Regions from separate parts of the Homo sapiens genome. Here region 2 is linked to region 1. A link is a loop called in an ENCODE intact Hi-C map of the cell type or tissue named here. Cell type or tissue: OCI-LY7. All regions are shown on one strand. Links, peaks and the distances in the headings refer to the core of each region. The heading gives the core; the rest is flanking DNA. Region 1 has its middle 15 kb from the start of CXCR5. Region 2 has its middle 31 kb from the start of DDX6.

The links. Hi-C counts contacts between places; a loop is a spot of excess contacts. Peaks named below come from ENCODE experiments on the same cell type or tissue, not always from the same donor. Only the 100,000 strongest peaks of a DNase experiment are listed, where the experiment ranks them.
Region 2: it touches region 1 in a loop (4-fold over the local background); 12 of 110 quality-filtered maps call a loop at or near these places.

The regions. Positions count from the first base shown.
Region 1 is chr11:118,861,253-118,877,298 of GRCh38, forward strand. No RefSeq gene overlaps it. Among named protein-coding and RNA genes, the nearest start is that of CXCR5, 15 kb to the right of the region's middle. RefSeq lists silencers at 8,809-8,858, 8,869-8,958 and enhancers at 9,389-9,468, 11,331-11,520. In OCI-LY7, for the core only: CTCF peaks have their summits at 9,451 (motif pointing right) and 9,651; DNase peaks (open chromatin) are centred at 9,019 and 9,669; H3K4me3 peaks cover 1,836 bases; H3K27ac peaks cover 1,922 bases.
Region 2 is chr11:118,813,840-118,829,885 of GRCh38, forward strand. It overlaps the pseudogene COX7CP3. Among named protein-coding and RNA genes, the nearest start is that of DDX6, 31 kb to the left of the region's middle. RefSeq lists an enhancer at 7,222-7,301. In OCI-LY7, for the core only: no CTCF peak of the experiment used is centred there; DNase peaks (open chromatin) are centred at 6,792 and 7,172; H3K4me3 peaks cover 1,086 bases; H3K27ac peaks cover 1,302 bases.

The DNA.
Region 1 (16,046 bases), core at 8,360-10,859:
TCACCCCTGAAGAGTCTGATTCAATAGGTCTGTGGTGGGCACTGTAGGCTTTAAACAGTGCCCAGGTAGGTAGTTCAGATTCACAGCCAAGCTTCGGAACCAGTGTCCTGACCCAATCCTCTTGTTTTGCTGAAGGAGAAACTAAACTGGCAAGGAAAGCAAGTTGCTGTTGGCTACAGAGAACCATTCCACAGAACACCCTTAAGACCTGTGCTTTCAGAAGTCAGGAATCATGTCCAGTCATGGAATTCTTGCCCAGGAGAGGAGGAAGAAGCAGGGGAGCAGGAACTGACACTGACTTAGCACCTCGATCTGGTATCCCATTTCTCCAATAACAGTGACAAGCCAGAAAATTTGTCTTGTGTGTAGGTAGGAAAGGTAGTTGATTAAGGGTGGTGATTTGAGAGATGCGGGAGGTTTTTATCCCCATCTTTTTTTTTTTTTTTTGAGATGGAGTCTTTGCTCTGTCACCCAGGCTGGAGTGCAGTGGCGCGATCTCAGCTCACTGCAAGCTCCGCCTCCCAGGTTCACACCATTCTCCTGCCTCAGCCTCCCAAGTAGCTGGGACTACAGGCGCCCGCCACCACGCCCGGCTAATTTTTTGTATTTTTAGTAGAGACGGGGTTTCACCGTGTTAGCCAGGATGGTCTCGATCTCCTGACCTTGTAATCCACCCGCCTTGGCCTCCCAAAGTGCTGGGATTACAGGCATGAACCACTGCGCCCGGCCTTTTTTAAAAAAAATTTCTAGAGGCAGGGTCTCGCTATATTGCCCAGACTGGACTCTAGCTCCTGGGCTTAAGCCATCCTTCCCCACTCAGCCTCCCAGGCAGTTTAGACTACAGGTACACCCATCATTTAAATGTTGCATAGAGGCTGAGTGCAGTGGCTCACACCTATAATCCCAGCACTTTGGGAGGCCAAGGCAGGCAGATTGCCTGAGGTCAGGAGTTCGAGACCAACCTAGCCAACATGGTGAAACCCCGTCTCTACTAAAAACACACACAAAAAATTACCCAGGCATGGTGGTGGGCACCTGTAATCCCAGCTACTCAGGAGGCTGAAGCAGGAGAATTACTTGAACCTGGGAGGCGGAGGTTGCAGTGAGCTGAGGTCACGCCACTGCACTCCATCCTGGGTAACAGAGTGAGACTCCGTCTCAAAAAAACCAAAAACAAAAAATTAGCCGGGCGTGGTGGCAGGTGCCTGTAATCCCAGCTACTCAGGAGGCTGAAGCAGGATAATTACTTGAACCCAGGAGGTGGAGGTTGCAGTGAGTCGAGATTGCACCATTGCACTCCAGCCTGGGCAACGAGAGTGAAACTCTGTCTCAGAAATAAAGAAAATAAAAACTAAACGTTGCACAGATCATACAGCAGAGTAATTAAAAATGCAGAGATCTGGCCGAGTTTGGTGGCTCACGCCTGTAATCCCAGCACTTTAGGAGGCCAAGATGGTGCCATTGCACTCCAGCCTGGGCAACGAGAGTGAAACTCCGTCTCAAAAAAAACAAAAATGCAGAGATCTCTTAAAACAAAGAACCAGTGAGAGAGTTTATATCCCAGCTCTGCCACCGACCACCAATATTAACAAATTATTTAACCTAAAACTCAATTTCTCTACTTGCAAAGTATGCCATTTAACAGAGCCAACCTGTTATAGCCTAGAGGTGAAATATACAATGGTTTGAGCCAGACTGGCTGGTTCAGATCCCAGTTCTGCTACTTATTGGCTGCATGACTTTGGGCAAGTTACTTAACCTCTTTTTGCCTCAATTTCATCACTTTTTTTTTTTTTTTTTTGAGATGGATACTCACTCTGTCGCTAGGCTGGATTGCAGTGGTGCAATCTCGGCTCACTGCAAGCTCCGCCTCCCAGGTTCACACCATTCTCCTGCCTCAGCCTCCCGAGTAGCTGGGACTACAGGCTTGCGCCACCATGCCCAGCTAATTTTTATATTTTTAGTAGAGATGGGGTTTCGTCATGTTGGCCAGGCTGGTCTTGAACTCCTGACCTCAGGCGATCTGCCCACCTTGGCCTCCCAAAGTGCTGGGACTACAGGTGTGAGCCGCCGTGCCTGGCCCATCACTAATTAAATGGTGACACTACAGTAATAACAATTTCCTCAGAAGATTATTGTGAGGATTAAATGAATTCATATAGTTCCCTAACCTCTGAACCTTGGGGTGCCCAGGGCCACAATCCTTAATCCCTTCTCTGCCTACACTCACTTCCTTGGCTTTAAATACCATTTAGGGTCAGGCACAGTGGCTCACACCTGTAATCCCAGCACTTTGGAAGGCCGAGGCAGGTGGATCATGAGGTCAGGAGTTCAAAACCAACCTGGCCAAGATGATGAAACCCCATCTCTACTAAAAATACAAAAATTAGCTGGGTGTGGTGGCGGATGCCTGTAATCTCAGCTACTCGGAGGCTGAGGCAGAGAATTGCTTGAATACGGGAGGTGGAGGTTGCAGTGAGCAGAGATTGCACCACTGCACTCCAGCCTGGGTGACAGAGCAAGACTCCATCTCAAAAATAAAATAAAATAAAATAAAATAAAATTAAACTTGCTTTAAAAAATACCATTTATATATCAGCCATTTCCAAATTTATATCTTGAGTTCATTCCTCTGCTCTGAACTCTTTATTGGAATATATCAGCCTGCCTGATGGACACGTCCACATGGATACAAAGTAGATATCTTTAGACTAACATTCCCAAAACTGAACTTTTGTTTCTTTTTTTTTGATACAAGGTCTCTGTCACCCAGGCTGGAGTGCAGTGTCGCAATCATGGCTCTCTGCAGCCTCTACTTCCAGACTCAAGTGATCCTCCCACCTCAGCCTCCCAAGTAGCTCGGACTACAGGTGCATAACACCACACCAGACTAATTTTTTACATTTTGTAGAGACGGGGGTCTTCCTATGTTCCCCAGGCTGGTCTTGAACTCCTGGGCTTAAGCAATCCTCCTGCCTCAGCCTCCCAAAGTGCTGGCATTACAGGTGTCAGCCACCATGCCCAGCCCAAAACTGAACTCTTGATCTCTGTCCCTATCCCTGGTGGTCTAGTGATCAGGAAAAAAATTAATTAAAATAAAAAGATCTCCACCCCTAAACCTGCTCTTTCCAAGGTCTTCCTTATCTCATTAACTATCTCAGTTAATGGCAACTCCCTCCTTTAGTTGCTCAGGCCAAAGTCCTCGGAGTCATCCATCCATCCATCCAAAGGCCTTGGCTTTACCTTCAAAAGATACTTAAAAGATACTTGGAATACCCTTTCTCAGCACTGCACCGTAACTGCACTGGTCCAAGTCACAATCGCCTCTTAGTTGGATTAATGAAACAGGTTCTTGGTTTCCCTGCTTCCAAGTATACTCTCCTATGGTCTCTACTCAACATAGCATCCAGAGTGAGCCTATTTATACAGAAGTTGCATTATGTTACTCCTGCCCCGAACCCTTCAATACTTCCCAATTTAGAGTAAAAGCCAAAGTCTCTGCCAGAGCCTATAAGGTCTTCCATACTCTGGCCTCAACTTCTCTGCTGTCATCTTTACACAACCCTTTGCTTACTTGCCTCCTTGCAAGTTCCCGCCCCTGAGAATCTTCATACTTGCTCATTGTTCTGCCTGGAACACTTTTACACCAAGATATCCTCATGGCTCATGTTCTTAACACCTTCAGGTCTTCACTTAAAAGTCCCCCTGGGCCAGGTGCAGTGGTTCATGCTTGTAATCCCAGCACTTTGGGAGGACGAGGTGGAAGGATCACTTGAACCCAAGGGTTCGAGACCAGCCTGGGCAACATGATGAAACCCTGTCTCTACAAAAAATACAAAAATTAACTGGGCATGCTGGTGCATGGCTGTAGTCTCAGCTACTCAGGAGTATGAGGTGGGAGGATCACTTGAGCCCGGTAAGTTGAGGCTGCAGCAAGCTGAGACTGTGCTGCTGCACTCCAGCCTGGGCAATGGAGTGAGACCCTGATCAAAAAAAACCCAAAAAGTCCCCTTGGAAATGTTAGGTCTTTCCTGACAGTTCCAGCCCTCTCTATCCTCTGTTTCTGGGTCACCTTTTTAAAAAAACACATGTGCCCCATCTATATACTATTTAACCAACGTATTCTTTCTTTCTTTATTTTTTTGGAGACAGGGTATCACTCTGTTGCCCAGGCTGGAGTGTAGTGGCGTGATTTTGGCTCACTGCAACCTCCACCTTTTGGGCTCAAGTCGTCCTCCCACCTCAGCCTCCTGAGTAGCTGGGACTACAGGTGCACGCCACCAAGCCTGGCTAATTTTTATAATTTTTTTTAGTGGCAGGGTCTTGCCGTGTTGTCCAGGCTGGTCTCGAATCCTGAACCCAAGTGATCTGCCCACCTCAGCCACCCAAAGTGCTGTGATTATAGGCATGAGCCATGGCGCCCAGCCAATCTAACTAATGTATTATTTAATTTACTTATTTATTTTGTTTATTGTCTGTCTTTCCCCACTAGAAAGTAAGCTCCATGAAGACTTGAAGATAGGAATCCTTTCTGTTTTTTTCACTGCTATGTCCTCAGAGCCTAGACCACAACCTGGCACATAGTAGGTTCTTCATAATAATTGTTCATTAAATATAATAAATACATGTTAACTCTAATTATTATCTTGACATTTTGGAAACAGTAAGAGGCAGAAATTTTAAACATTGACATTTCGTGCTGAAAACCTCCAAACAATATTTTTAAGAACATGCTAAATGAAAATGTAGCTCTGCCTACTCTGCCTATGAAGTAGCCATTCTTTTATTCCTTTACTTTCTTTTTTTTTTCAAGACAGAGTCTTGCTCTGTCACCCAGGCTGGATTGCAGTGCTGCAATCTTGGCTCACTGCAACCTCCACCTCCTGAGTTCAAGAGATTCTCCTGCCTCAGCCTCCAGAGTAGCTGAGATTACAGGTGCCTGCCACCACGCCTGGCTAATTTTTGTATTTTTGGTAGAGACAGGGTTTCACCATGTTGGCCAGGCTAGTCTCAAACTCCTGACCTCAAATGACCCACCAGCCTCAGCCTCCCAAAGTGCTGGAATTACAGGTGTGAGCCACCGCACTCAGCCTATTCCTTTACTTTCTTAATAAACTTCTTTCACTTTACTCTATGGACTTGCTCTAAATTATTTCTTGTGCGAGGTCCAAGAACCCTCTCTTGAGGTCTGGATTGGGACCCCTTTCCAGTAACGTCTTCCTGGCTAACCATGAGGGGATTATACTGGGGAGACCCCAACCCAAAGGAAATAGACTTCAGCACTAATTGGCTGACTTTGGAGTCAAGAAAACTTTTATTTTGAGCTATTGACAGCTTCTAACAATTGAGTAAACACCTGTGAACAAAATTTGGAGCATATTTGTTTTTCTTTCTGATTTTGTCAGAATTTGGACACTATTTGTGAGTATTCTTAACTTATGGCAATATGGTTATTTGCATAAGTGCAATAAGAACATTTTCTTTTGCAACAGGACACAATTGGAGAAACTGGTTATTTTACCAAGGCTTTGAATGGAATGATGCGCTTTCCTTTAAGGAATCAAACTTGACTTATAGAGGCAATAAAGCCCCTTGGGAAAACTGGCCATGTGCCTTGTCTGCACAGTCCTTATACAGGGTTTCTGACCTGTGGTAAATAAAGAATGTCACTTTCTGACAGGCCCAGGAGCCCCAAGTTATCTCGGGACCTCAAGAGGAAAGGAATTTATGCAACTCCTATAGGTGTTTGACAGTACAAACCCATGGCTAGGCTTGGCTTTTAAAAAGGTATTATCTGAGATTCTTTTTATGGAAGAAAGTTCCATCAAAGTCAATTATAAAAATCCTATGTGAAAAATAATTATTCTTGCTGCACTTTATACAAATGATCAGACTGAATATAATAAAGCAAATTGGTCTTACCGTGATTTTTCTTTAGTAAAAACGGGAGACTGGAGAAAAAAAAATATGTTTCAGTAACTGTGGTACACCTGTTACTAGATTCTAGTCTTATCAGTTGTTTTTGAGCTTGTTTTCTGCAATTTAGACTCACCTGCTTATTGCTGTGAACCAATCAGTGATCTCTGACTGCAGCTCAGATGAAACAAGAGGGATGAGTAATGTAAAAATCCGGATCAATATTCTAATTCTAGGCACATATTGGAATCAGCTAGCAACCCACATCCACTTGGTTTCCAACAATTGCCCAGTTCATGGAAAGCCCAGGCTGCAGGGCAATGGCACGATCTCGGCTTACCGCAACCTCCGTCTCCCAGGTTTAAGTGATTCTCCTCCCTCAACCTCCCAAGTAGCTGGGATAGCAGGCATGCGCCACCAGGCCCAGCTAATTTTGTATTTTTAGTAGAGACGGGGTTTCTCCATGTTGGTAGGGCTGGTCTCAAACTCCCGACCTCAGGTGATCCGCCCGCCTTGGCCTCCCAAAGTGCTGGGGTTACAGGTGTGAGCCACCACGCCCAGCTGGAAAGCCTTCTTATTTAGTTTACTTGGGATAATTTTGTAGGAGGATCACTTGAGCTCAGGAGTTCAAGGCTGCACTGAGCTATGATCATGCCACTGCACTCCAGCCTGGGTGACAGAGTGAGACCCTGTCTCAAAAAAAAAAAAAACTATATATCTACATATATATATATAATAAAGAAAAAAGATGATGGACAAAGTTATATTAGTTCCCATCACAACATTATGACTGATTTTCCCCACTATTTTCCAATTATATGTAATGTTGATTCTAAAATAAAATAAAATGTTAACTTACTGAAATATGAATAATATATCCTTCATATAAAAAGAAAGCAGGCTGGGCACAGTGGCTCACGCCTATAATCCTAGCACTTTGGGAGGCCAAGGTGGGTGGATCACTTGAGGTCAGGAGTTCAAGACTAGCCTGGCAAACATGGTGAAACCCCATCTCTACTTAAAAATACATAAAATTAGCTGGGCGTGGTGGCGTAAGCCTGTAATCCCAACTACTTGGGAGGCTGAGGCAGGAGAATTGCTTGAACCTGGTAGGCGGAGGTTGCAGTGAGCTGAGATCGTACCACTGCACTCCAGCCTGGGTGACAGAGAGAGATTCCATCTCAAAAAAAGAAAGAAAAAGAAAGCAAAACTGGCCAGGTGTGGTGGCTCATGCCTGTAATCCCAGCAGTTTGGGAGACCAAGGCAGGCAGATCATGAGGTCAAGAGATTGAGACCATCCTGGCCAACATGGTGAAACCCTGTCTTTACTAAAAAAAAAAAAAAAAAAAAAAAAAATTAGCTGGGCATGGTGACACGCATTTGTAGACCTACCTACTCTGGAGGCTGAGGAGGAGAATCCCTTAAACCTGGGAGGCAGAGGTCACAGTGAGCCGAGATCTCGCCACTGGACTCTAGCCTGGTGACAGAGCAAAACTTGTCTCAAAAAAAAAAAAAAAAAGAAAGAAAGCAAAACTATACATTTTCCTTTTTTTACAATTTTTTTTCATGCTTCACTCTGTCACAATCAGGGCTCACTGCAGTCTTGAACACCTGGGCTCAAGCAATTGTCCCACCTCAGCCTCACAAGTAGCTGGCTGGGACTACAGGTGTGCGTCACTATGCCCAGCTAATTTGTTTGTTTGGTTTCTTTTTTTAGTAGAGACCGGTCTTCCTATGTTGCCCAAGCTGGTCTCAAATTCCTGGGCTCAAGTAATCCTCCTGCCTTGTCTTGCTAAAGTGCTGGGATTATAGAAGTGAGCCACCACACCTGGCCAACTTTATCTTTTGTATAGTGCATAGAACAGTCCCCACCAAAGGGCTTCTACTGCAAAGTCATTTACAAAAACAATGGGTAAATATTATTTTTTAATTTAGGCCAGGCGAGGTGGTTCACACCTGTATTCCCAGCACTTTAGGAGGCCGAGGCGGGCCGATCACCTGAGATCGGGAGTTTGAGACCAGCCTGACCAACATGGAGAAACCCCATCTCTACTAAAAATACAAAATTAGTTGGGTGTAGTGGCACATGCCTGTAATCCCAGCTACTGGGGAGGCTGAGGCAGGAGAATCGCTTGAACTGGGGAGGCGGAGGCTGCAGTGAGCCGAGATCGTGCCATTGCACTCCAGCCTGGGCAACAAGAGCGAAACTCTATCTCAAAAAAAAAAATAATAATAACAATTATTAAATTTAAAAATATTTTAACTTAAAAATATTATGTAATTAGATTTTTTTTTAATGCTGGAAGAAGCTTTCATTAACAGTTACAAGCCAGGCACAGTGGCTCATGCCTGTAATCCCAGCACTTTGGGAGGCCGAGTCGGGTGGATCACTTGATGTCAGGAGTTTGAGACCAGCCTGACCAACATGGTGAAACCCTGTATCTACTAAAAATACAAAAAAATTAGCCAGGCATGGTGGCGGGCACCTGTAATCCCAGCTACCTGCGAGGCCGACGCAAAAGAATTGCTTGAACCGGGATGGCGCCACTGCACTCCAGCTTGGGCAACAGAGTGAGACTCTGTCTCAAAAAAAAAAAAAATTGGTTACAGATTACACCTTGTTTTCTTTAAAGCCTTTAAAGAAAGTGTAATCTGTAACTATTAATAAAAGCTTCCCAAACAACGAAACTGTTTACTTTCCCGCGCAGGCTCAGGTTGCCTCCAGCTAAACACAAATGTGGGGGCTGGAGAAAGGCCTGGAGAGCTCCCAGCGCCCTCTGAGACATGGCTCCAGGTCACACAGCCCAAAGCCTTGGCCTGTTTTGTACGTGGACGGGGCAAAGAGAACACCCTCGCCGCTTCTCTCTGCCTTTAGCAGGGCTGTAGGAAACCCCCACCAGAGACCTCCAGCTTGGAGAGGAAAGAGTGGAACAGCCCTCTGGAAGCAAGTTACCCACAGGTTTAGTTTGCCTGGAGAGAAACAGGCCGGAGAGAGACTGCGGCCTCCCTAGGGTCTTCTGACGGCAAATTCCTCCAGCTCAGTGGCTGCTGGGCAGCAGCACAGCCGGTTTCTCTCAAGGGCACACCCCACACACCGCGTCACTGTGCACTAGCCTCAGATGACAGACAAGCCTTTCACAAGACTTTTGTGGCACTGTTCATTTCTGAGACCTTCTCTATGATGAGCTCAAACTGCTTACCTCAGAGAAGAAACTGCGTGCACAGAAAGCTGCTGAGGCCAGCTTGGGGCCCCTTCTTTCCTGTCCCTGGGCACTTCCCTGGCTGCTCTCTTTCCCCACTGCCCAGCCCAAGGAGTCCCCTCTGCAGCTGACCCGGGTTCAGCCTCCAGAACAGCGAGTTCCACAGCCCTGAAGCCTGGCCATCGTCCCTTTTCTGGACACTGGACTGGTTCATAGGGCTCAGTGCCCTGCGGCTTTCTCCTCCCCACCACAGGCCTGGGAGGGGCAAGAAGCACCAGTTTGTTTTCTGGGTCAGCCTGCAGCAAAGAGCGACTGCCCTCACCGACAAGCTGAGCCTCTCTCCCAGCAGCACCCCCACAGTAGCCAGCAGGGGACCCTGGAGGATCGTGGAGCTGGATCACCACCCAGAAGACATGAATTCCTCTTGTCCAGAGGCAGAACAACAGCAACAGCAGCCACTTATGCTCCTGTAGTTTCCAGAGCACCTTGCTTAATCGGAAGTAGGATGTTACACTCCAGAGACTACTGATTTACATATCACACATGTGCTCATCCATCCATTCACCAAACCTCTGTTGACTGCTCGCGCTGCCCTGCGTTCCTGGCACTGTGCAGGGTTATAATCTAGTAGGAAAGACCTGACAAGGTCACAGATGTCAGTACTGAAAGGAAGAGTAGGGTAGATGGCCACCCCACCCCCACCCCAACCTCAAAAAAGAGACTAAAAAATTACTGTCACTTGTGTAATTCATCAACAAACTTTACTGAGCACCTAATAGGCACTGAGTGTTTTCGTGTATTGATCACGCATTGATCCTCACAATAACCTTTGAGATGGGTTGTGCCATTTACACAGGGCGAAGAAGAGAGACTGGCCACTGTCACACAGCTACTGATATCCAAGCTGAGATCCAAAGCTCCTCTGCTTCTCCTGATGAGAATGAGCACCACAGGCAGGCCACAGAAAAACACCCAGGAGAGCCAAACTCAGACCCACCCCAGATTTCCCACCCCACCCTCCACTGGCTCCAACCTCACTCCCTCTTCATTCATTCAGCCAGTCTGTCAAACACAGTTATTGTACTCCTGTGGGGTGCAAAGCTCTTGAGGAAAGGGGAGGAAGGAAGAATCATAAATGGCTTTGTCACCCAAAGGCTGTGATATGGGCTTAGTGCGGAAATTAGAGTATCACTTATCAGCGTTGGGGCTGCCAGGGTTCAAAAAATACAGGTTAAGGGTGCCCGATCTCACCTTTGCGTTGTGGGTGGCCGGGGCGCAACGGTTTAACCTTGAATTTAGCAGGAGTCTCTTTGTACGAGAAAAGGGGCACCTGAGAATGGGCCCTTGAGGAGTAATTTAGGCTTTTCGGTCAATCCAGAGGAATATTATGGGAAAGGGCCGCGCCCGAATTCCCAGGAACTGGAGAAATCTTTAAGCAGAGGGGGTGGAGGGCACCAAAAAGAGGGAACGCTACTGGGGTTCAACTGGCTGGAGGACAGTGCACCCCCAATGGGGGAACCAAGAAATAAATTTGGGAAAAAACAGTAGACAATCTATAAAATTTTTTTTTTTTTTTTTTGAGACGGAGTCTCGCTCTGTCACCCAGGCTGGAGTGCAGTGGCGCGATCTCGGCTCACTGCAATCTCTGCCTCCTGGGTTCAAGCAATTCTCCTGCCTCAGCCTCCTGAGTAGCTGGGACTACAGGCATGCACCACCATGCCTGGCTAATTATTGTATTTTTAGTAGAGACGGGGGTTTCACCATGTTGGCCAGGCTGGTCTCGATCTCTTGACCTCGTGATCCGCCCACCTCGGCCTCCCAAAGTGCTGGGATTACAAGCATGAGCCACCGCGCCCGGCTGACATTCTATAAATATTTATATCTGGGAAACAAAAGCGGGGAATTGGGGCCAGGTTACAGAGGACATAAACTGTGGCACCAGGGTTGGCACTTGCTTCTCTGTTCACAAGAGCCGTTGGCGGGATTTCCCATTGTCCCCCTTGGGTAGGTAAGGCCAGGTGGCTGCTCCATCTCTGCCACCTCCAGCGCCGGTCCCACTGTGTCAGCAGCCCTGTCCCCTACTGCTGTGTCATCAATTACTCTCAGGTGCCTGGCCCCCACCCAGTGGCCCCCACCTTGCAGCCCCGAAGGCTTCCTTCCTGGGGCAGCAGGGCCGAGTCATTTGGAAACCTCTCTCGGAGGAGCTCCGTGATCAAGGTGCAGATGCGGCAGGTGGGCCGGCCTCAATCATGTCTCCAATTGCGACGGTGAATGCGGTGAGGAGTTTCGTTGGCCCATCACCTCTGCCTTGGGCCTGGCTCACTTTCACTGCTGAGTTAGTTCCACGGCCGCCTTTGATGATGCCGCTTCAGCATCTTTTTTCTTCGGCGTTTCCTGCTCCTTTGTTTTCAAGGTCACTCTGTCCTGCCTGCCCCACTCTGGGCCACCCAAGGCCAAGCCTCTAAGCTCCGCGTTGCTGACCACAGTTCTTCACACTAGCCTCACTGCGAGGCTCCGTCCAGACTGAACATGGGGAAGATGAACCTTTCACCATTTGATGTCTTGAGCTTCTCCTCTAGAACAAGCAGGCTAGCTGCCCTGCTCAGGGCCGGCTCATCTCTTTCTCCCTGGAGGACAGAGCTCTGGGCCCTGAGTCAGAACTAGCTGGGGTTCCTCACTAACTGGGTAGACTTATATGATGCATGAGACCTATAGACTCTTACTTAGTTTTCTCAGAAATAACATAGGCCAAGAACGCCTGCTTGCCTGTCTCCACAGGCTGGGATGAGGCCCTTATGAGACCAAGAATGGGAGAGGGCTTCATAAACTGTAAATTAATCTGGGAGCATTACAGTCATGGTTATTAGTTTACAGAGATTGAGTTCACGTTGTTATTTGCTCTCTTAGCACCCTGTTCTTTTTCTTCATAGCACTTTCACATTTTCTAATGATATTATAAGTTATTATTATTACTAAGCACGTAGTTTATGGGTCTAATGCCTCCCTCCTCACCAGGGTATAAGCTACCGCAGAGTGGAAGCCATGCTTCATTTTGTTTCTCATCACTCTGCCAGCACCTGGTTCAGAGCCTGTAATGTTGTGGGGGTTTAAGGAATACTAACGATAAACTGGTGAGTTATTTGAGGACCCACGACCATCCTCGCAAGAGACTTTTGTTAGGCCAGTCTGTCTTGTCCACTGCTGAAGCCTGGCATTTGGTAAGCCATTCATACCTGTTTTTTGGAAGTTGAGATGAATACACCTTAGCCGGGTGTGGTGTCTCACACCTGTTATCCCAGCACTTTGGGAGGCCGAGGACGATGGATCACCTGAGGTCAGGAGTTCGAGACTAGCCTGGCCAACATGGTGAAACCCCATCTCCACTAAAAAAAAATACAAAAATTAGCCAGGCATGTTAGCCCACCTGTAGTCCCAGCTACTCGGGAGACTGAGGCAGGGGAATCGCTTGAACCCAGGAGGCAGAGGTTACAGTGAGCCAAGATCTTGCCACTGCACTCTAACCTGGGTGAGGAGAGCGAGACTCCATCAAAAAAAAAAAAGAGAAAGAAAGAAAGGAAGAGAAAGAAAGAAAGAGAAAGAAAGAAAAGAAAGAAAGAGAAAGGAAAAGAAAGAAAGAAAAGGAAAGAAAGAAGAAAGAAAGAAAGAAAAAAGAAAAGAAAAGAAAGGAATGAAAACACCTTAAACACCACCAGCTTCATCGTGAAGTTCTGTTGCTGAAGTCCCTGCCATGTGTCTCAGTTGCCCCCTCTGCCATCCAAATGCCCAGACAGGCTCTCTGGGCCTCTCAGTATCCACCCTCATTGCCTTCTCCCACATCTTCCTCTGCTCCAGTCCAGACAAACTGCTCACCATCCCTTCCCCAAGATGTGCATTTACCGCCTGCGGACCTCCTTCCCTCAAAGTCCTGCCTGAAGTTCCTTCCTTTTTGACCTCCCTTTAAAAAGCATGAGTGGGCCTGACGCAGAGGTGCATGCCTGACATCCCCGTGCTTTAGGAGGCTGAGGAAGGAAGTTTAAGGCCAGGAGTTCGAGACCAGCCTGGGCAACATAGCAAGACCTTATCTCTACAAAAAAAAATTAAAAATTAGCCTGGCATGGTACACACTTATAGTCCCAGCTGCTCAGGAGGCTGAGGTGGAAGGATCACTTGAGTTCAGGAGTTTGAGACTACAGTGAGCGACAATTATGCCACTGCACTCCAGCCTGTGTGACAGAGCAAGACCTTGTCTCTAAAAAAAAAAAAAAAGCATGAGTGTGTGTGTGTGTGTGTGTGTGTGTGTGTGTGTATGAGAGAGAGAGATAGCACTTTGGACCTATGGAGGATTTCTATTTGGAAAGAAAAAGGCTTTTACATACAAGATATTATTTAATAGCAAAATTGGCCATGCAGGTATTTTACAATTGTACATATTAGGAAACTAATGCTCAGAGAAGTTATATTTGTAATTTTCAAACTGGGGATTGTGACTTATGTGTGGACCCATGAAAGCAGTGTGATTCATTGACCGCTATTAAAAATAGAAAGAGGGTCGGGCATGGTGGCTCACGTCTATAATCTCAACACTTTGTGAGGCCAAGGTGGGAGGATGGCTTAAGCCCAGGAGTTCCAGACCAGCCTAAGCAACATAACAAGACCCCATCTCTACAGTAAATTTAAAAGTTAGTTTGGTGTGGTGATGCACACCTGTAGTCCCAGCTACTCAGGAGGCTAAGGTGGGAGGATCACTTAAGCCTGGGAGGTGGAGGCTGCAGTGAGCCATGATTGTGCCACTGCACTGCAGCCTGGGTGACATAGAGAGACCCCATCTCTACAAAAAAGGGAAGAAAGAAAGAGTGAGAGAAAGAAAGAGGGAACGAAAGGAAGGAGGAAAGGAGGGAAGGAGGAAGAGTAGAAAATATGAGTATGCTACCCATACTAAGCAGTGTTTACAAAACTTACTGTGTATTTGTGTGTATATGTTCATCACACATGTCCAACTAGCTTGTGATATAAAATATATTTCTTCCTATGGGTCATGATCAAAGTGACAGGATTACATGACATGCTGAAAGCTAACTAGTAGAGCTCATGCATTACTTATTAGAGTAGAGCTGAGACCGACCAGAGAGATAGAGGTGCAACCTGTCAGAGCCCGGGAGGCACCACAGAAATCTCAACGGTGCCAGGGTGGGGCCCAGGGAGGCCGGTGTTCTGGGAAAACCAACTGTTGTGTGCTGGTTGTATGAAGTGCTGTGTTGTTGTGGGTTGTGTGCTGGTTGTATGAGGTGCTGTGTTCTTCCTGTTGTGTGTTGTGTGCTGGTTGTATGAAGTGCTGTGTTGTTGTGGGTTGTGTGCCGGTTGTATGAGGTGCTGTGTTCTTCCTGTTGTGTGTTGTGTGCTGGTTGTATGAGGTGCTGTGTTGTTGTTGTAGGTTGTGTGCCGGTTGTATGAGGTGCTGTGTCGTTGCTGTGGGTTGTGTGCTGGTTGTATGAGGTGCTGTGTTCTTCCTGTTGTGGGTTGTGTGCTGGTTGTATGAGGTGCTGTGTCGTTGTTTTGGGTTGTGTGCTGGTTGTATGAGGTGCTGTGTTGTTGCTGTGGGTTGTGTGCTGGTTGTATGAGGTGCTGTGTCATTGTTGTTGATTGTGTGTTGGTTGTATGAGGTGCTGTGTTGCTCTGGAGAGACGTCAACTATGGCACCCTTTGTGTGGAGGGACTGAAGGCCCTGCTGGGTGGTTGGGAGCTCCAGGTTGGAAAACAAGCTGTGTGGGGACGAGTTTACCAATTGGTATATGGCTGTGTACCAGTCCTACGTGGCCTAGAGCGGTGGTTCTAGGAGTGTAGTTCTCAGGCCAGCAGCATAGCGTCACCTGGACACTCTTAGAAATGCACATTATCAGGTCCCACCCCAGACCTCCCGAATCAGACACTCTCGTGGTGGGGCCTGGCAACCTGGAGGTAACAAGCCCTCCTGGTGACTCTGAGGCATAAAGTGTGAGGAGCACTCCCCTGGGGATGCCTGTTTGGCATTCTGTGTTTGGCGTGTCTTTGCGCAAGCAGGCAGGGTCTGGTCTCAGAGCGGCCTTGCTGGGAAGCAGACATGCTGGGCCTCCAGTGCAGCGTTTCTTCTGTCACCCACTCAGCCTTACAGCCTACCCAGCGCATGCGCCCACAGCACTTAGGTGCGAAGGAATGCTGCACGTTTCCCCCATTCCCTGTGCCTTCCACACTGCTGACTCCACCCACACTACCTTAGCAACACGGTAGAGTTTTGCATATTCTTTGAAAATGTGCCCAGTTGCATGTGAATATGAGCATGCCAACTTGCATGATGTGTCTGTTTTGCCTTCTCTGTTAGACAAGGTGCTCCTCCATCAGAATCTCGCCTCTGGCTGCCGCAGTACTCAGTATACAAACACCTGATCCAAGCACCAGACTCACTCTAACCCTGGCCACACAACCTGCCCCAGGCCGACGTTCCCAAGCTCATTTGTGGCCCCCATGACCTTGTGGTAACCTTGATGTGCCTACCCAGCACCTGCAGCCCATTTCCTCCCTGCAGGACTCTACCTGTTTCCTAACGAGAGGGGAGCTGTGCGTGGGTGCAGGCTGCCGGCAATGACAGCCTTTACCACCCCACTTCCTGTGTTGACTTGTAATGGGGTGTTGGGTCCCTGCTGTCTGAGTGAGCTGTGAACATTCATGCTACTTCCCATTACTGTCTGAAGCTTGGTTTCCACATCTGCAGTGTGGTAATAAAAATACCCAACACTTTGCCGGACGCGGTGGCTCATGCCTGTGATCCCAGCACTTTGGGAGACCAAGGCAGGTGGATCACCTGAGGTCAGGAGATCGAGACCATCCTGGCCAACATGGTGAAACCCCGTCTCTACTAAAAATACAAAAAATTAGCTGGGCGTGGCGGCACGTGCC
Region 2 (16,046 bases), core at 5,829-8,328, 50 kb before region 1:
GTAAGTTGTGTGTTGGTGGAAAGTGCTCCCAGCAGCAAAAACACAAGCAGGTGCATAACATGTGGATTATCATGCTGATAGCACTTATCCCAGAAGATGACACATCTCACCCTTTTTCCATTTTACAAACAGCTCTGACATTAGATCCACCTGTTACTTCAGGACATTTCAGGAGCTTTTCCTCAGAAAGTCCAATCTCCTCCCCAGCTGATCTGCTTCTCATCCCATTAGCAATGTCACCACACTTTATGCCGTGTGCGATCATATCCTTCCCCAAGTTATGACTATATCGTAGGGAGAAGAAAAGAGAAGAGAGAAGGAGAAGGCAAAGGAGAGAATAATTAATTCATAGTTCATTTATTAACTTCCTAGGCTTTGATTACTTGCCTGAATCCATTTTCTTCATATTTGGGCTGTACAGTAACCTGATTCTTTTGTTTTCTTCTGAGACAGGATCTTGCTCTGTCGCCCAACCTGGAGTGCTGTGGCACCATCTCGGTTCATTGCAACCTTGACCTCCGCAGGCTCAGGTGATCCTCCCCACTCAGCCTCCTGGGTAGCTGGGACCACAGGTGCACACCACCATGCCTGGCTAATTTTTGTATTTTTTGAGACAGAGTCTCACTGTGTTGCCCAGGCTGGTCTTGAACTCCTGGGCTCAAGCAATCCTCCTGCCTTGGCCTCCCAAAGTGCTGGGATTATAGGCGTGAGCCACCATGGCCAGCCTCAATTAATCTTTATATTCTCATTTCCCAGTATATTCTTCATCCTTCTTCATCTGCTTATCCTCAAAACCTCAGCTCAAAGCCATAAGGCCTTAAGTCTGTTTCCCTCATTAGAACATAAGTTCAACCTGGCAGGGTGGCTCACACCTGTAATCCCAGCACTTTGGGAGGCCCAGGCGGGAAAATTGCTTGAGCCCAGGAGTTTGATACCAGCCTGGACAACATGGGAAAACCCCACCTCTACAAAAAATACAAAAATTAGCCAGGCATGTTGGTGTGCACCTGTGATCCCAGATACTCAAGAGGCTAAGATGGGAGGATCACTTGAGCCAGCAAGGTGGAGACTGCAATGAACTAAGATCATGCCACTGAACTCCAGCTTGGGTGACAGAATGAGACCCTGTCTCAGAAAAAGACAAAAAGAAAAAGAAAAAAAAAGAAAATCTATCACTCTTCCATCTTTTCCCTGTACCTATAATTTATTCATTCAGCAAATATGTATGGATTGCCTACTCTATGTCAGGCAGTGTGTGGCTGAATGGTTCTCCTGTTATAATAATAATGATAATAACTTAAAAGAGAATAATGTTTATCAAGGCCAGCCTGAGCAACATAAGGAGACCCCATCCCTACAAAAAATAAAATTAAGTTAAAAAAAATCAGGGCTGGGCAAGGTGGCTCACGCCTGTAATCCTAGCACTTTGGGAGGCCAAGGCAGGCAAATTGCCTGAGCTCAGGAGTTCAAGACCAGCCTGGTCAACATGGCAAAACCTCGTCTCTACTAAAAATACGAAAAATTAGCAGGACGTGGTGGCATGCCCTTGTAATCCCAGCTACTCAGGAGGCTGAGGCATGAGAATCGCTTGAACCCGGGAAGCAGAGGCTACAGTGAGTCGAGATAGTGCCACTGCACTCTAGCCTGGGTGACAAAGCGAGACTCTGTCTCCAAAAATAAATAAATGAATAAAAATAATTATTTTTGTTGAGACGGTCTCACTCTGTTGCCCAGGCTGGAGTGCAGTGGTGCCATCTTGCCTCACTGCAGCCTCAACTTCCTGGGATCAAGTGATCCGCCCCAGCCTCCCGAGTAGCTGGGAATACAGGTGCATGCTATCCTGCCCAGCTAATTTTTGTACTTTTTGTATACTCTGGGTTTCACCATGTTGACCAGGCTGGTCTCGAACTTAGCTTAAGCGATCCACCCACCTCAGACTCCCAAAGTGCTGGGATTATAGGCGTGAGCCACCGTGCCTGGCCAAATTAAGTTAAATCAAATTAAAATTTTTAAAAAAGAATGTCACAGAAATGGAATCATACAGTGATTAACTTTTTTCACATGCTGTATATAAATTCACAATCCATTTTGAATTAATTTTTGTGTAAGATGTGAAGTTTAGGCCGGGTGCAGTGGCTCACGCCTGTAATCCCAGCACTTTGGGAGTCTGAGGTGGGTGGATGGATCGCTTAAGCTAAGTTCAAAACCAGCCTGGTCAACATGGTGAAACCCCATCTCCTCTAAAAATACAAAAAATTAGCCGGGCATGGTGGTGTGCACCTGTAATCCCAGCTACTCAGGAGGCTAAAGCAGGAGAATCACTGGAACCCAAGAGGTGGAGGTTGCAGTGAGCCAAGATTTCACCACTGTACTCCAGCCTGGGCAACAAAAGCAAAACTCTGTCTCAAAAAAAAAAAAAAGTGACATTTAGGTCAAGGTTCTTTTTTTTTTTCTTTTGCCTATGGATGTCCAATTTCTACAGGGCTATTCATTGAAAAGACTATTCTTCCTCCATTGAATTGCTTTTGCTCCTTTGTCAAAAATCAATTTCTGGCTTGTTCCATTGACCTGTGTATCTGTCACTACTCCATACTGTTTAAATTACTATATCTTTACAGTGAGTCTGTAGCAATACAGTAAATCTTAACATCAGACAGAATGATTGCTTCCAGATTATTCTTCTGTTTCCAAATTGTTTTAGCTATTCTAGCTCCTTCGACTTTCTGTATAAATTTTAGAATAAGCTTGTCTTCACTTACAGAAAATCTTGCTGGACTCTTCAATTTTAATAATTTTAAAGTTTTCTTCATTTCATTTATTTAATGTGTATTAGCTTTTAAAATGATTTATTCTATTGTATGTCACACAGATGGTCAGAAGACACCAAATTTCCTATGTTTCTAAGAGGTAGGGCAAGCCCTCTTTTGTCATGGTAGTCATCAAATAATTCCATACGTTATCTTTACAAGTGTTCCTTAAACCTCACAGCAACCCTAAGAGGAATATACTAGTAGTCTCTCTGTTTTACAGATGAGGAAACTGAGGCATGGATAGATTACATAACATGTCCAGTGTCTCATAGCTAGAAAGTGGCAGAGTTGGGATTTGAACCAAAGCAATCTGGTTCCAGAACACATACTGTTATCCTCTGTGCTATGCTGTTCTGTTTGAATATAGTTATCTCATCCAAGAAATTTTTATTCAGTGCCTATTATGTGCCAAGGACTGTTCTAGGTGCTGTGTGTTCTAGGTGTCCTATGGCACCCATGAGTAAAATAAAAATAAAATAAAGCAGTGATTAAGACAAAATCCCAGCTCCCATGGAGCTTCTATTGTAAAGGGGGAGAATTTACTGTATTAATGCAATAATTATTGTTTTGTTGAAGTATTATTTTATTATTTGATTTATATTGAGAACACAGACACTTTAAATATAGGAGCTGGGATCTTACCCAAAAGATATGCTTATTCACTGGATATAAATACTCACCATAATTCTACCAATCTTCTGGAGACTGAAAAATCCCTCAGTTGGGAGATAGATAAAACCATCTTGGGCCGGGCGTGGTGGCTCATGGCTGTAATCCCAGCATTTTGGGAGGCGGAGGCGGGCGGATCACGAGGTTAGGAGATCAAGACCATCCTGCTAACACAGTGAAACCCCGTCTCTACTAAAAACACAAAAAAATTAGCTGAGCCTGGTGGCACGCGCTGGTAGTCCCAGCTACTCAGGAGGCTGAGGCAGGACAATCGCTTGAACCCAGGAGGCAGAGGTTGCCACGAGCCAAGATCACACCATTGCACTCCAGCCTGGGTGACAGAGTGAAACTCTCTCAAAACAAACAAACAAACAAACAAACAAACAAACAAAAAACCATCTTGACTTCAAACACCATAGATTAGTTTTAACTATTTTAGAACTTTAGATAAAATTATACGGTATATTTTCCTTTCTGACTTCTTTTGCTCAACATTATGTTGGTAAGATTCACACATTTGTCGCATGTAGTTGTAGTTTGTTCATTCTTGTTGTGCTGTTCCATTGAGTGAAATAACCTAGTTTATCCATTCTATTGCATGTGGAGATAGAGATTGTCTCCAATGGCCGGGCGCGGTGGCTCACGCCTGTAATCCCAGCATTCTGGGAGGCCGAGGTGGGTGGATCACTTGAGGCCAGGCGTTCGAGACCAGCCTGGCCAACATGGTGAAACCCCGTCTCCACTAAAAATACAAAAATTAGCCGGGCATGATGGTGCATGCTTGTAATCCCAGCTACTCAGGAGGCTGAGGCAGGTGGATGACTTGAACCCGGGAGGTGGAGGTTGCGGTGAGCCGAGATAGTGCCACTGCACTCCAGCCCAGGTGACAGAGCTAGACTCTCTCTCAAAAAACAAACAAACAAAAAATATGATTGTCTCTTTTTGACTTACAAATGTTATATATTTTAATAAAAATATATTAAAATACATTATAATATATTAAAATATATTATAATAAAAATAATATTAATATTAATATTTGACTTACAAATATAAATAGTATATGATTATGGTCAGTTTTAATACGGCCAAACAATTTTCTAAAGTCATACCATTGTTTCATACTGCTTTCAAAAATGTTCTTTTGTTTTCCCTTATATTTAGCAAAATATTTTGTTGAGGACTCCAACTCATTTCATCTACAAACAAAAGTTTAAAAATCTATGCTTAGACCAAAGGGATGGAAAAAGAACAGCAAAGACACAGGAAACCTGAGGGAGGAGGAAACTGGGACAGATTCAGGACTGTTTGGCCAGCCAGTTCTTCCTGTAAGATATTCTCTTTCAAGAGCTAAGCTTTGGGGGTTCTAATTCTGTTTTAATAAAACACAGTGTTCCTTTACATAGTTGAACTGAATTGTTTTCCAACAAATATGAATTAAATTGCCTCATTATTTATTTAGGTTAAACAATTAAACTGTAAGCTTAAGAGGAAAGGGACCTTGTACATTCTTCAACATTATAGCCTCAGACATAACAGATGCTCAATAAATGTTTGGATAAATGAATGAATAAATAAATGAATCAGTTTCCTAAAACTTAGCAACTATCTATCATGACCTGATGTAGCATAGTTGGTTCATTATGCTGTGTCTCAAATTCAATGATCCAGGCCTTTCTCCTGAGTCTACCCCAAATACCATGAGACTATATTGGAGCTCTCTTGGGATTATACATGGAGGATCAATAGGCTGGACAACCCCACTCCCTCAGACAGTCAGCCTGGCACTGCCCTTATAGAGATCCTGGTCAAACAGTAGACATAGGCCAAGCACGGTGGCTCAAGCCTGTAATCCCAGCACTTTGGGAGGCCGAGTTGGGAGGATCACTTGAGGCCAGGAGTTTGAGACCAGCCTGGGCAACATGGTGAGACCTCATTTCCATTAAAAATAAAAAATTTAGCCATGCATGGTGTCATGCACCTGCACTTCCCAGCTATTCATGAGGCTGAAGCGGGATGATTTCTTGAGCCTGAGAAGTCAAGGCTACAGTAAGCTGTGATTAGCCTGGGCGACAGAGCGAGACCCTGTCTCAAAAAAAAAAAAAAAAAAGAGATAATTTATGAAAGAATATGTACACACACTCAGAATGATGCATGTGGCTTAACTGTTTACAAGTGTGAATAAATGGCTCATTTACATAGAGTATCACATTTAATCCTCTCAAAGCCCTAAGGGGCTTGTTATTATAATCTTCATTTTATAAATGAGGCAGTTCAGAGAAATGAGGTGAGTTGTTAAAGGTCACAACCAGTAATTGTTAAAGCCTCAATTTAAACTTAGGTCTGTCTAGAGCCTGAGATTTTAAGAATTATGTGTGCATAAATAATTTAAAAATTAAATTTTCTTTGGCTCTCAAGGACATGTATTTTTGCATCTGATTTCAATTAAGCTAAATACATTTGGTGCCGACTAGGTACCGAAGACATTTATATAACTTAAGATAATATCACAATGTATTTACCTTCTCTAAGCACTCCTTCAGCTTCCCTGATTAGGAGGCGGCTGGGCCTTGAAAGAAAACTTCCTTTCTGATGTACGGAACAGAGGACTAGGAGCCTGCGTGAGTAGGTCTTAGGGTGAAGGAAGCCTTTTCAGAAGGGGAGATGAGGGAGAGAGGAAAATGAATTGGCAGGAAAAAGGCAGAAAAGGTATATTTCAAGAGGGAAGTCTGAAAATTATTTCCATCAGAGCTTTCTGTGACTTGTTTTAATGATAGCCATCCAGGCTTTTTATTTTATTTATTTATTTTATTTTATTTTGAGATGGAGTCTCACTCTGTTGCCCAGGCTGGAGTAGAATGGCGCGATCTCAGCTCACTGCAACCTCCGCCTCCTGGGTTCAAGCGATTCTCCTGCCTCAGTCTCCTGAGTAGCTGGGACTACAGGCGCCCACTACCACACCCGGCTAATTTTTGTGGTTTTTTTAGTAGAGACAGGGTTTCACTATATTGGCCAGGCTGGTCTCAAACTCCTGAACTTGTGATCCACCCATCTCGGCCTCCCAAAGTGCTGCGATTACAGGCATGAGCCACCGCGCCTGGCCAGCCATCCAGTTCTTGAAGGCCAAAGAAAGCATAATAAACCTGAAGATTCTTGGCAGATCCTGGCATTGCTGGACTGCAGGGTGCATAAACACCCTGGGTGACAGATGACGTGGCCGGCCATCTCAGGCCCATCCCTGTGCACTGGGTCTGGACGGTGCCAGCTCCTTGGCAACACTGCAGGCTGTTATGACCCTGTGCCAGGGCGGGGGAGGGGCCGAGCACCAGGTGACGTGGCAACACCGCAGTCAAAGGAAAGCCATGCTAAGAGGCCACTGCCCCGCAGTCCTGTGACAGGCAAGGGGAATGCAGGAATATTGGGGAAGAGGGGAGGGGTGGAGGGGAAGGATCATTGTTGCACGGCTCTAGCAAGAAAGAAAATCTAAAATTCTGCTTCATGGCTCAGCTCCCAGCACAGCTAATGCTTGGAATGGACCAGTTGCCTGGACAGTTTCAATTATTTGTCATAAGCAGCTCAGGCCTTGGTGTGCAGATTTCCTTTGCCCCTCAGTTTCAGATAGCCCACTGTGGCCCCTGCTCATGATTCAGACTGAAATAGCTGCCTGTTTTGCATGCCAGTTAAGCCTGCATTTCAGTTCTTGTTTCTTTGAAAGGACCTGTCAGGGAAGCAGTATGAAATGTCAGGTTCCGGTTTGGTATTCCCCCTCTACCTTCAACCTTGTAGCTTGACTTTTGTGGGATTCCCACTCATGCTCAGAGTCCCCTCATGCGAATAGGCTTATCTAATTCACAAGTAGCTCGGTGATGTGATGATGCCTGGCCCTGTGAAATCATATTTTTTCACCTTACATCACCTTCCATGGACTGGCTGGAATTCAGATTAGTTAGCCATCCCATTCTTGCTTGGACATGCTTATTAAAGATAGAGGATATTGGCCAGGCGCAGTGGCTCATGCCTGTAACCCCAGCCCTTTAGGAGGCTGAGGCAGGTGAATCATCCAAGGTCAGGAGTTCAAGACCAGCCTGGCCAACGTGGTGAAACTCCGTCTCTACTAAAAATACAAAAAATTAGCCGGGTGTGGTGGCACGCACCTGTATTCCCAGCTACTCGGGAGGCTGAGGCAGGAGAATTGCTTGAACCCAGGAGGCAGAGGTTGCAGGGAGCCGAGATCGTGCCACTGCCCTCCAGCCTGGGCAACAGAGTGGGACTCCATCTCAAAAAAAAAAAAAGGCATTATCAATTATCAAGGAATTATCAATTTCTTCCTACAAAATAACTGAGGAGTCCTACATAGATCTTTACAATTGTCTGTGTAGAAGTTCAAACTCCTGAAAGTTGGCTAGTCCTTGTTCATATCTACCCCATACCTGTGTTAATACCGTTTACATTTACTCTTTCAGACACAGGGGAACAAGGTCCTGAGCAAAGGAGGACTTGGTATGAACAAGTGGGTTTGGTGCCGCCATTGCTTCTGGCTTGGGTCTCTGCAACTTTGGTGGAGCTTCCAAGAGCTCCATGTGGGGACGGAGCATTAGATGGTTGACAACATCTGTGGTCTGCAGGAGCCACTATGCGGAGGGCCCAGGGAAGAATTTGCCATTTTCAATGAAAAACACGTGGCAGTTACTAATTATGATGACTTTGTACTGGGATCGGGATCTGCGGCACCCTTCTTTAAAGTAAAACACCAACTGCTTAAGAAATAAGAATGTTTTAGTTTATCCATTGAACAGACATGAAGAGTGTTTCAAGAGATGCAATCCCTTTGAAAAATGGATCAAACTCTTGAACTCATGTAGCATACTAGATATGTTTGTGAATAAACTCATGACATGAAAAATCAGTCAATCAATTTAGCCTTGGACATAAATAGATAATGGCTTCTCATTCCCCGTTTACAGTGGCCCCTCCTTCTCTTGTCTTTTCCAAATACAAGACCGCTTAGATCTTTATCATCATCCTGAGGAGCTGATATTCAAGATTATATGTAAGACATGGGGAACTTGAACTCAGAGGGGTTTTTTTGTGTTTGTGTGTGTGTGTGTGTGTGTGTGTGTGTGTGTGTGTGTGTGACAAGGTCTCACTGCTGCCCAGACTGAGTGCTGTGGCACAGTCACAGCTCACTGTAGCATCAACCTCCTGGGCTCAAGCGATCCTCCTACCTCAGCCTCCTGAGTAGCTGGGACCACAGGTATGCACCAGTATGCTCGGCTAATATTTTTATATTTTGTAGAGACAGGGCTTTGCCATGTTGTCCAGACTGGTCTTGAATTCCTGGACACAAGTAATCTTCCTGTCTTGGCCTCCCAAAGTGCTGGGATTACAGGTGTGAGCCACCGTGCCCAGCCAGAATTGGAGATTTTTAAATACAGAAATTCTCAAGTGCTTTGCCCAGGAAGGGCTACATTTGTCAACTTTTCTGGCTGCTGGAGCAGGTCAGAGAGGGCTAATATTCCTGTCAGAGGTGGTAGATTTCCTCTGACCCCATTTGTTCATCTCTACACTTTCTGAAGAAAAGTCCCTTTTCAGATGTCTATATATTTTTAAATATTCTCATTATTTAGAAAGCTCCTTTCTTTATGTTCTGAGTGAATTACTCCCATGTGTTAAGAGTTGGGAAGTGATAGGAAAGGTAGGGTCCAAGGAAAGTAGTCAAAATTGATCAAGGACCCAGCTGAAAGATAAATGAAGTTGAACAGTTCACAAAAGAGGAAATATATTGGGCTAAAAGACACGTGGGAAAATGTTCAACTTCACTAATAACAAAAGAAATGCAAATTTTAAGAACCAGGTACCGTTTCATCTATAAAATTTGCAAAAGTTAAAAATGTGTGGCCTGGCGCAGTGGCTCATGCCTATAATTCCAGCACTTTGGGAGGCCAAGGTGGGTGGATCATGAGGTCAGGAGTTCGAGACCAGCCTGGCCAAAGTGGTGAAACTCCGTCTCTACTAAAAATACAAAAAATTAGCTGGGCATGGTGGCAGGCACCTGTAATCCCAGCTACTTGGGAGGCTGAGGCAGAGAATTGCGTGAACCTGGGAGGCGAAGTTTGCAGTGAGCCGAGATTGCACCACTGTGCTCCAGCCTGGGCAACAGAGCAAGACTCCATCTCAAAAAAAAAAAAAAAAAAGGGTTGGGGGTGGTGAGAAAATACCCAGTATTGGCAAGCATGCAGTGTGGTGGCTGTCTTTATGCCCTGCTAGTGGTGGGCTAAATTGATGCCACTTTTAGGGAAACCATCTGGTGATGCGTATCAATCATATTCCTGTTAAATTATCCTAAGAAAGTTATCCAGAACATAACACAAATTTATTCACAATGATGCAGCGTTATTTATAAGAAAAAATGGGAATAACTTAAGTATCAAAAAATATGAGACTGGTTAAATAAATGATAATATATTCTCACAGTAGAACACTAATGCAACTGTTGGGAAAGATGCTTTGTGGGCCAGGTGCGGTGGCTCACACCTGTAATCCCAGTACTTTGGGAGGCCGAGGCGGGCAGATCATGAGGTCAGGAGATTGAGACCATCCTGGCTAACATGGTGAAACCCCGTCTCTACTAAAAATAAAAAAAAATTAGCCAGGTGTGGTGGCGGGTGCCTGCAGTCCCAGCTACTCGGGAGGCTGAGGCAGGAGAATGGCGTGAACCCGGGAGGTGGAGCTTGCAGTGAGCCGAGATCGCGCCACTGTACTCCAGCCTGGTGACAGAGCGAGACTGCACCTCAAAAAAAAAAAAAAAAAAAAGATGCTTTGTTAAGTTTTCTAGTACCACGAGAAAATGCTTTTTTTACAATCCAGGCTGGGGTGCAGTGGTGCAATCTTGGCCTCCCCAGTTCAAATGATTCTTGTGCCTCAGCCTCCCTACTGGGATTACAGGTGTGTGCCAGCACACCCAGCTAATTTTTTAATATTTTTAGTAGAGATGGGTTTTTGCCATGTTAGCCAAGCTGGTCTCGAACTCCTGGCCTCATGTGATCCACCCACCTGGGTCTCCCAAAGTGTTGTGGGCCACTGCGCCTGGCCTATTACAATGTTAATTAAAAGGTGCAAAATACAAAATTGTATTTGCAGTCATCCCTCAGTAGCTGTGGAAGATTGGTTCTAGGACTCCCCCTGTCCCCACAGATACCAAAATCCACAATATACAAGTTCCTTCTTTTTATGTTGTTGCTTTTTTTTTTTTTGAGACAGAGTTTCACTCTTGTCGCCCAGGCTGGAGTGCAGTGGCACGATCTCGGCTCACTGCAACCTCTGCCTCCTGGGTTCAAGCGATTCTCCTGCTTCAGCCTCCTGAGTAGCTGGGATTACAGGCAGGTACCACCACACCCAGCTAATTTTTGTATTTTTGGTAGAGATGGGTTTCACCATGTTGGCCAGGATGGTCTCAAACTGCTGACCTCAGGTGATCCCCCCGCCTCGGTCTCCCAAAGTGCTGGTATTACAGGCGTGAGCCACTGTGCCTGGCCACAAGTTCCTAATATAAAATAATGTAGTATTTGCATGCAACCTACTGACATCCTCCCATATACTTTAAATCATCTCTAGGTTACTTATAATACCTAATGCAATGTAAATGCTATGTGAATAGTAGTTTTACTGTATTGTTTAGGAAATAATGACAGGACAAAAAAACCTGTGCATGTTCAGTACAAATGCAGCCATCCTTTCCTTTTTCAAATATTTTCAATCTGTAGTTGGTTGAATCCCAGGATGCAGAACTCACAGTTACAAAGAGCTGACTGTACATTCTAATCTCAGTTATGTTAAAAAATAAAACGTAGAAACAAGAAAGGGATAAAACATATTAATTCGTTAACAATGGTTGTCTTGAAATAATTGGTAATTTTTTTCTTCTTCCCTTTTCCTCTTATTTATCTGTAATAATAATATACTGTCTTTAGAATAAAAATTGTATTTAGGCAGGATGCAGTGGCTCATGCCTATAATCTCAGCACTTTAGGAGGTCGAGGCAGGAGGATTGCTTGAGCTCAGGAGTTTGAAACGGGCCTGGGTAGCATAGTGAGACTCTATCTCTACAAAAAATTTAAATTATTTATTTATCTGTGAGACAGAGTCTCACTTTGTCGCCCAGGCTGGAGTGCAGTGGCACAATCTCGGCTCACTGCAAACTCTGCCTCCTGGGGCTCAAACAATTCTCCTGCCTCAGCCTCCCTAGTAGCTGGGATTACAGGTGCACACCACTGCGCTCAGGTAATTTTTGTATTTTTAGTAGAGAGGAGGTTTCACCATGTTGGTTGGGCTGGTCTTGAACTCCTGACCTCAAATGATCTTCCCGCCTCAACCTCCCAAAGTACTGAGATTATAGGCATGAGCCACCATGCCTGGCAAAATTTTTAAAAATGTTTTAAATTTTATTGAAAAATCATGAGCAGCTACAGTAATCAAGTCTGTATGGTACTGTATGGAACAGACCAGAAAGTTCAGAAATAAACTGTTAGCTTTATGGTCAATTGATTTTCAAAAAGGGTGCTCAGACAATTCAGTGAGGAAAAAAATCATCTTTTCAATAAATTGTGCTGGGACAACTGGATATCTACATGCAAAAGAAGAAAGTTGGACCCCTTCTTTACACCACATACAAAAACTAACTAAAGTGGATCATAGACCTAAATGTAAAAGCTAAAACTATGAAATTTTTAGAAGAAAACGAGAGTAAATCTTTATGATCTTAAGTCAGAGAAAGTCTTCTTAGATATGACACCAAAAACCCAAACAACAACAAAAATAAATTGGACATCATCAAAATTAAATACTTTTGTGCTTCAAAAGACAGAAACAAGAAAGTGAAAAAACTCACAGAATATGAGAAAATATTTGCAAACCATATATCTGATAAGGGACTTGTATCCAAAATAAATAAAGAGCTCTAACAACTCAACAATAAAAAGATAAATGATCCAATTGAAAAATGGGCAAAAGTCCGGTCTCAGTGACTCAGGCCTGTAATCCCAGCCCTTTGGGAGGCCAAGGCGGGTGGATCACCTGAGGTTGGGAGTTTGAGACCACCCTGACCAACATGGTGAAACCCTATCTCTACTAAAGCTACAAAATTGGCTGGGCGTGGTGGCACATGCCCGTAATCCCAGCTCGTTGGGAGGCTGAGGTAGGAGAGTCGCTTGAACCCAGGAGGCAGAGGTTGTGGTGATCCGAGCTCACCATTCCACTCCAGCCTGAGCAACAAGAGCGAAACTCCGTCTCAAAAAAAAAAAAAAGAAAGAAAGAAAGAAAGAAAAGAAAGAAAAAAAAATGGGGAAAGATTTGAATAGAAATTTCTGCAAAGAAGATATATAAATATTGCTGCCGTAACAAATGTAGTGGCTTAACCCAATACCACTTTATTATCTTACAGTTCTGGAAGTCAGGAGCTCAACATGGGTAGAAATGGAAAGTGACTGCTAATGAGTATAGGGCTCCTTTTTGGGGTGAGGAAAATATCCTAAAATTAATTGTAGTGATTTTTTTGGTAGAGACAATGTTTCATCATGTTGCCCAGGCTGGTCTCAAACTTCTGGGCTCAAGTGATCTGCCTGCTTCCGTGGTTGCACAGCTCTGTAAATAAACTAAAAAACCGTTTTGTATGTACCCCATCTTGGGTTGTTTGGGATTTTCTTGTTTGTTTGTTGTTTTGTTTTGTTTTTGTTTTATTTTGTTTTGTTTTGTGACAGGGTCTCACTTTGTCACCCAGGCACATACAGGCTGGAGTGCAGTGGTACCATCACAACTCACTGAAGCTTCAACCTCCTGGACCCAAGGGATTCTCCCACCTCAGCCTCCCAAGTAGCTGAGACACAGGCATGCGCCACCATACCTGGCTAATTTTGTTAAGAAATGAGGTCTCTCTGTGTTGCACAGTCTGGTCTCCAACTCCAGGGCTCAAGTGATTGCCCCACTTCCGCCTCTCAAAGTGCGGGATTATAGGCATGAGCCACCACACCCAGCCTGTATGTGTACTTTAAATGGGTACATTGCATGGTATGTAAACTACGTCTCAATAAAGCTGTTAAAAAATAACAAATGAGGCCAGACGTGGTGGCTTCTGCCTGTAATCCCAGCACTTTGGGAGGCCAAGGCAGGCGGATCACAAGGTCAAGAGATCGAGACCATCCTGGCCAACATGGCGAAACCCTGTCTCTACTAAAAATACAAAAACTTAGCCAGGTGTGGTGGCACGTGCCTATAGTCCCAGCTACTCGGGAGGCTGAGTCAGGAGAATTGCTTGAACCTGGGAGGTGGAGGTTGCAGTGAGCCAAGACCATGCCACTGCATGCCAGCCTGGGAGACAGAGTCTTACTCTGTCTCAAAAAACAAAAACAAAAACAAATAAACAAAAAAAACAAATGAATGACTCCTAAGTAGGATGCTGTATCAATTTAACAAAAACACACCACAAATGGACTTAAAGAATAAAGGAAATGTATTGGCTCATTTAACTGAAAAGTATAGAGGAAATAAAGACTTTAGGTGTGGTACAGTCAAAACCTCCTTCCCCAGCAGTTGGAGCTCCAACTGTACATGCTGCTACACAGTTGAGGGAGAGTGAAATGGATATTGTGGAGACAACACCCACTATGACCATCCACTATGGTCCTAAGGGCAAAGAGAAAACAGGTGGCTCACGGCTGGGCGCAGTGGCTCATACCTGTAATCCCAGCACTTTGGGAGGTCGAGGCAGGCAGATCACTTGAGTCCAGGAGTTTGAGACTAGCCTGGGAAACATGGCCTGTCTCTATAAAGAATACAAAAAATTTAGCTGGGTGTGGTGGCACACGTCTATAGCACTAGCCTGGGCGACAGAGTGACACCCTGTCTCTACATTTTTTAAATAAATAAATAAATTGAAAAAATATATAGTAAAAAAGAAGAAAACAGAAGGGCAGGCCTGGCATGGTGGCTCATTCCTGTAATCCCGGCATTTTTGGAGGCTAAGATGGGAGGATCACTTGAGACTTTGAGAACAGCCTGGGCAACATATGAAGACCCCATCGCTATAAAAAAATTTTTTTTAATACTTTGGGAGGCCAAGGCAGGCAGATCACTTAAGCCCAGGAGTTTGAGACCAGCTGGGCAACATGGTGAAACCTTGTCTCTACTAAAAAACAAACAAACAAACAAAACAATTTTTTTAATCAAAAAGAAGGGCTAGGCACGGTGGTTTACTCCTGTAATCCCAGCACTTTGGGAGGCCAAGGCAGGCAGATCATCTGAGGTCGGGAGTTGGAGACCAGCCTGGCCAACATGGTGAAACCCCATCTCTACTAAGAATACAAAAATTAGCCAAGTGTGGTGGCATGCGCCTGTAATCCCAGCTATGTGGGAGGCTGAGGTGGGAGGATCACTTGAGCCCAGGAGGCGAAGGTTGCGGTGAGCCAAGATTGCACCACTACACTCCAGCCTGGGTGACAGAGCGAGACTGTGTCTCAAAAAATAATAATAAAATAAATAAATAAATCAAAAAGAAAATAAAGAAAGAAAACAGAAGGGCAAGTTCAAAGACAAATAGCAGAGCATGTGTGTACCAGTCATAGGAGCAATTCTCAGGAGGGCGAAGCCCTCTTTAGACTAAAAAGAGAAACAACTAAAGACTGTAATAAAGAACACTGTCCTTTAGGCCGGTCGCGGTGGCTCACGCCTGTAATCCCAGCACTTTGGGAGGCTGAGGCGGGCAGATCACAAGGTCAGGAGATTGCGACCATCCTGGCTAACATGGTGAAACCCTGTCTCTACTAAAAATACAAAAAATTAGCCAGACGTGCTGGCAGGCACCTGTAGTCCCAGCTACTCTGGAGAATGAGGCAGCAGAACGGCATGAACCCGGGAGGCAGAGCTTGCAGTGAGCCGAGATCGTGCCACTGCACTCCAGCCTGGGTGACAGAGTGAGACTCTGTCTCAAAAAAAAATAAAAAATAAAAAGACACTGTCCTTTAAACACTTCAAAAGTGTTTAGGATTGACTGCTAATGGAGTATGAAAATGTTCTAAAATTAGATGGTAGTGATGGTTCCACAGGCTTGTAAATATACTAAAAAAGATTGAGGTCTAGCACGGTGGCTCACACCTGTAATCCCAACACTTTGGGAGGCTGAGGAGGTCAGATCACCTGAGGAGTTCAAGACCAGCCTGACCAAAATGGCGAAATCCTGTCTCTACCAAAAAATACAAAAAAATTAGCCAGGTGTGATGGTGCACACCTGAAGCCCCAACTACTCAGGAAGCTGAGGTGGGAGAATTGCTTGAACCAGGATGTGGAGGTTGCAGTGAGCTGAGATCTTGCCACTGCACTCCAGCCTGGGCGACAGAGTGAGACACTGCCTCAAAAAAAAAAAAAAGTTAATGATCGCTGGGTGCAGTGGCTCATGCCTGTAATCCCAGCACTTTGGGAGGCTGAGGCGGGTGGATCACCTGAGGTCAGCAGTTCAAGACCAGCCTGGCCAACATGGTGAAACCCCGTCTCTACTAAAAACACAAAAATTAGCCGGGC